2 separate regions of the Homo sapiens genome follow, and region 1 is linked to region 2. The links are chromatin loops, found by intact Hi-C in ENCODE. Cell type or tissue: endothelial cell of umbilical vein. All regions are shown on one strand. Each heading gives the region's core, and the rest is flanking DNA. Links, peaks and the distances in the headings are about the cores only. Region 1 has its middle 62 kb from the start of GJA5. Region 2 has its middle 25 kb from the start of GJA8.

Region 1 (2,916 bases), core at 117-2,616, 56 kb before region 2:
GTGCAAATGTAAGATCATCTCCAAAGCTCTCATGAAGCCAATGACGTATCACCTGTGGATTTACTGGGGAAAGAGTGAGAATTGTGGCGTGAGCAGAGAATGAGGGCTTATCTCTTCTAAGCAAGCTAATCTTTCCCTGACATCTTTCTTTTTGCACTAGAAAAATGTATTTTTTAATAGGTATGCTTTGTATAAAAGAAATTTTGAACTTTTGAAATCCACTGTTTGTTCTTTTCAAAGGGTACTAATAGTGGGCCTCAGTGACTTTATCTATAACTTGGATTAATAATGCCCACCTCAGAGGGCAGAAGTGAGGATCAAATGAAGTTGCATGTGAAGCACCTGGTCAGAGCCAGGCACAAGGGAGAGGCTCCATGGATATTTGTTAGGTCCCTTTCCAACTTCTCTCAACCTGACTGTAATCCCAGAACTTGCTCTGGGAAGCCACTGTGTCAAAACTCCTAGATCCCATTTCTAACTTCTACTCTCCCCTAAACTACATTGCTGACAAGGAGCTGCCTCTTCTAGGTACAACAAGAAAGGATTTTGATTTCCTAACTCTCCCATAACCAAATTTTCCAAAACCAAAGACTGGAATGCATGGCCTCACCATACGGATGGGTTTTTTTCTTTTCAGATATGTTAATTTATTTATGTGACAAGTCCTTCAAAGGCAAAATAATTAAGATACATTCAGTTATGTATGTAAAGAACTATCTTTTTAAAGAATGAAATTACATCAAAAGAAAGAAAACTCAGCAAAAAGTCCTGGATAATTTGACATTGGGACTGTTGGAAACAGCATAGTCATCACAGACACCTTCTTCATTCGCTGATCACTAAGGGTTTTTAGAGTTGTTGCCAACAATGTTAAGTCCCATTCGGTCATGGGCTGACCTTTCTTTGCCAAGTAGCCTGGAACATTTTAGTCCTTTGTTGCATGTGTTGCCATTTCCTCAGACCCACAGATCTTATGACACACACTCTGGGTGTTGCTGAGCTGAGATGCCTGGAAAGTGGTCAGTATGTCCAAGTGATGTGAATGGAGGGAGAATCCTCCAAAAATAGAAACATAAACAGATGCAAGGTTGAGAAATAAGTCAAATTGCCATATCATTATTTTGTTTGGGGTAGTTTAATGCTGTGGCTCATTTTTATCTCATTTCTTACATCCTTTAGCCAAAGCAGAAAGACTGGTTATCCCCATTCCCCTCTGCCCTACCTTCCTACCATCTCAGAGACAGGCTGCTTGAGGGCAAGGACTGTGCCTTCCAATAAACAATTCAACTAGCAGATGTTCATTGAGTGAGTCACAGTTAATTACTTAATAAATCTGACATTGAAGTCCAGACTGTGTGACCTGAACAATTGTTTCCCTTTAGTTAACACCATTCTTCATAGAGCTAATAAATCCACTGAGAATTCTCTAGAGCTTCCCCTTCTTCCACAAATGGAATGGCTCCAGCTTGACCAGGCTAAGAAGCACAGTGACACCCATCTTAGCTGGCTTAATTCTCAAATTCTCAATTGCTGGATAAGTCTTATCTATAGCCACGGCCAGCCCTTGACAAACTGTAAGTCTAGCAAAATTGCGTGTCTCAAACACATGTGTGTTTTTTTTTTTTTTCCTCCTACATCTCCTCCCCATCACTGGCTTCCCTCTTCCCCTACTTCCATTTTCATCACTGCAGGGCCCAAGCTCTTACCTGTCTTTATCAGAATTAACTCTTAGGGGGATAAGAATGGTATGGAAAATATACATCAGTTAGCATCAGTTAAAGAGGCCAGTCAATTCCTGCCTCTGAATACTATATTCCAGCCCTTCAATTAACCATTTCCCTCTTTTTAGCCCTGCTCCATTTCTCAGATCCATCCTGAGAGGCTGAAAGTATGTTTGCACAAGCACGAGCTTTGGAGTCTAGCTATGTGACGTTGAACAAGTCATATCATCTTGCAGTAAAATGGGAACAATAAATACCTACCTCTTGGGGTTATTGTGAGGAGTGAGATAATATGTATAAAGAGCTTAGTACCAGACCTGAAACATAGTAAGTACTCAATAAATGGTTGCTGTTATTATTACACTTCCCACCCCAATCTGGTACTTAATTTTGATCACTCTCTCCATATACCTGCATGTCTTTGAGGTCAGGATCTTAACTAATCTATCTTTGACCCCCTGTACAGTGCCCCATGTCTAGCAAAAGGTAGATGCTTAGTAAATGCTGAGTGAAGGAACAGGACCAACACTGCCTTAGATAGAGTGGGGCTGACTCCTGGGCTCCTGAATTGTTCCCTGAGTTGTAGCTCCTCTTGAATTGGGCTTCTGATTAAGCTTTATTCTAGTTTCCCAGTTCTCCAGAGAGGACTAAACATTTTCTGCACCTGGGACACTGGATTCCTGTCCCTGAGTCACATTTCAGGCTGGGGCTAAAGCCCAGGAATAATCCCAGGCATCGATTCTCTGCCCCAGGTTCTACATGGTCCAACTGCTGAGGAATAGCTTGAAGTTCAATACTCTTCATCTCCATCAGCGCTTCTCCCACCTATGTGGACAACTGCCATTTTCTAAACCTTACATAAAACATGAATAGAAGTTTTTTGTTGTTGTTTTGTTTTTTGACATGGAGTCTTGCTCTGTCACCCAGGCTGGAGTGCAGTGGTACAATCTCAGCTCTCTGCAACCTCTGCCCACCGGGTTCAAGCGATTCTCCTGCCTCAGTCTCCCTCTAGGACTACAGGTGTGCACCACCATACCCGGCTAATTTTTATATTTTTTAGTAGAGACAAGGTTTCACTATGTTGGCCAGGCTGGTCTCGAACTCCTGACCTCAGGTGATCCACCTGCCTCGGCCTCCCAGAGTGATGGGATTACCAGGCATGAGCCACCACGCCTGGCCTAAAAGTTTATTTTTA
Region 2 (2,916 bases), core at 293-2,792:
GGGAGGCTGAAGCAGAAGAATCATTTCAACCTGGGGAGTGGAGGTTGCAGTGAACTGAGATCGCACCACTGCACTCCAGCGTGGGTGACAGAGCGAGACCGTCTCAAAAAAAAAAACCAAAAACCAAAACAAAACAAAAAGGTGAATTAGACACAAATTCAGGTTACATAGAGCTCTGAGATATGCTTCTTTATGTTGCCATTTCTCTTTTTATGTACTTTCTGTCTTTCCATGCCTGGTATAACCATGTCTGAACATAATGGATCTTTTCCATCAGGCTATAAGTGACTGAGGTCAAGGATGGGAGGTTTTCCTTAAGCACTGCTATATTGTTAGTATTTAACACAATACCTGTCACAAAGTAGTCTGGGAAAACACACACACTGTTTCTCCACCATCTCACACACTTCTGGCCCAAGATGTATGAGTTTTTTCTACAATTCTCCAACTCTCTGAACACCAGATGGAAGCCCTACAATTTAATTCCATTCTGCCACTATCTACCTGGAGTTAATGTCAGATCCTACAAGTTAAGGACTCATTCCAACAAGACTATCTCCCCACTTCAGATGCCAATTGCAAGTTTGGGCCTCTGATACTTCTGACCAACCAGCTATAAATCAGAGGTTCCCACAACCTTCTTCTCAGTTTTAATAATTTGCTAGAATGGCTCACAGAACTTAGGGAAACACTTTACTTATGTTTACTGGTTTGTTATAAAGGATCTAACTCAGGAACAACCAGATGGTTGTTCCTCTCAGAGGCCACCACCCTCCTGGCACCTTCAGGTGTTGAGCAGCCTGGAAGCTCATCAAATCTTGTTCTTTAAGAGTTTTTATAGAGCTTCTTAATCTTCAGTCCCCTCCCCTCTGCCAAGAAGTCAGTGGGTGAGACTGAAAGTACCAACCTTCTAATCATTTTGTCCTTCTGGTAAGCAGCCCCATCCTGAGGCTATCTAGGGGTCCCTAACCCTAAATCACATCATCAGCATAAACTCCAGTGGGACTGAAAGGGCTCCATATGCATAACAAAGGACATTCCTATAATTCTGGAACTTCCAAGGGATTTAGGAGCTCTGTGCCAGGAATAAGGGACAAAAACCAAATGTATTTCTTATTATACCACAGGTAGGTACTCAAGAAATATTTGCTGAACAAGGGAATAAATGAGTGAATGAATGAAAGAATATTAAAAAGGGATGAGGATATGAAAAGTGAGGAAGGTGAGAAAGAGAACAAAGTTCTCCATTTCCATGTCCCAAGATTCCCAAGGGAGCAGTGCATAAATATATAGTAGCAGTTTGAGAACAGGAAGGAATTTAGTGCCAGTGTTACTGCTTAGGGGATGGGTGGGAGTCAAATCTTTCCCTTGTTGGAGATCTGGCCCACAGGGCTGATTGGCAGACCCTGTACAATGTCCCCACTTCCACACCAGGAAGAGAGGACTTCAGGTCCAGGGTTCCCAAGTTCAATAGCCTTTTCTTTTTTGCCTTAAAAAAAATTGCTAAGGCATGAGATACTTCCGTTCTCCATTGGCATCTTTGCACTGTGCCCAGAGAAACAATCATATCATGTTCAGGAAGGCCAGGGCCTGCAATGGTGGGGAAACAGGAACCGTCCCCACAGATGTCCTCCCCCCGGGGGGAAAAGAGCTAGGGGCTGGGGAAAAAAAATACTGTGTGAAAAGGAAAGCCAGACTTCCCCAGAGCCTCCAGGGTGAGGGCCTGGCACTTCCAGCATCCAGAACGACCCTCAGCCATAAAGTCCAGGAACAGCACATTATTCTTAAACATACACACTTTTCCTTCCATATCCCCATCCTCCTACACGCGTGTGCACACGTACACAAAACACACACAAACACACACCCACACACAATTCCTGGATGAAATTGGACCAGGAGGCTTTGTGCTGCTGAGCATATTCCAACTCCTTAGCCCAGAGGCCAGGCCCTCACCAGGAAAGTGTCCATCCCCCTCTGGAATACATCTCCATACCCCCAGATCCAGCCTGACCTTCCTGCCCACTGTCCCCAAACATATGTTAAGCCCAGTTTAGTCCAATCCATTCTTCTCTTCCCCTTCCACATACTCCCTTCCCTCTTCACTGATTAGCAAGGTTTTCCCCATAGGTTCTCAACCGAGAGCATCTCAGCCAGAGCTACCTCCTCTTCCTTTCAAATTTCAATAGCACTTCTTGTCCAAGTCAGTGCTTCCTCACCTTTTTCAGGGATTAGAAAATGATCATATTTGTACAGCACATAAAGCTGATGTCAGCCAGGTCCATAAGCCCAGAGACTCAAGATGCCTGGAGGACAGAGGGGATCAATATCCCTGACACACCCCACAATCCCTTCAAAGTCACCGCACACACAAGTGATGGACAAGCTCAGGTCTACAGACTTCCTGACTCTGCTACAGAGCATTCTGCAAGCCAGTTGGGGAACTAGAAAAGAGGTATATAGGAAAGTCCTTGCCTTTGAGGAGCTTCCATGCTAGTTTAAGAAATGAAATATACCTGCATGTATAAGTAATATACACCTGCACAATCATTTTTAAATTATTTGTATAACAGAATATGGCCTTTGGCATCAACAACATATGGAGGTTCAAATTCCGGCCTTGCCACTCACTTGATGTGTGAACTTAGGCAAGATAGTATCACCTCTGTGATCCTACTTTTCCCACCTTTGAAATAGGGTAATAAATATCTACCCTCATAAGGTCGTGTTTTTAAATAACCTTTATTGAGGTATAATTTCCACACAGTAAAGTTTACCCATTAAAAGGCCCCACACAGTGGCTCGTGCCTGTAATCCCAGCACTTTGGGAGGCCGAGGCAGGAGGATTGCTTGAGCCCAGGAGTTTGCAACCAGCCTGGGCGAGATGGCAAAACCTCATATCTAAAAAAAAAAAAA

The links. A loop is a pair of places that touch in the nucleus more often than their neighbours do. Peaks named below come from ENCODE experiments on the same cell type or tissue, not always from the same donor. Only the 100,000 strongest peaks of a DNase experiment are listed, where the experiment ranks them.
Region 1: it touches region 2 in a loop (3-fold over the local background); 9 of 110 quality-filtered maps call a loop at or near these places.

The regions. Positions count from the first base shown.
Region 1 is chr1:147,821,116-147,824,031 of GRCh38, forward strand. No RefSeq gene overlaps it. Among named protein-coding and RNA genes, the nearest start is that of GJA5, 62 kb to the left of the region's middle. In endothelial cell of umbilical vein, for the core only: no CTCF peak of the experiment used is centred there; DNase peaks (open chromatin) are centred at 1,046 and 1,336.
Region 2 is chr1:147,876,668-147,879,583 of GRCh38, forward strand. No RefSeq gene overlaps it. Among named protein-coding and RNA genes, the nearest start is that of GJA8, 25 kb to the right of the region's middle. In endothelial cell of umbilical vein, for the core only: no CTCF peak of the experiment used is centred there; a DNase peak (open chromatin) is centred at 1,594; H3K27ac peaks cover 1,688 bases.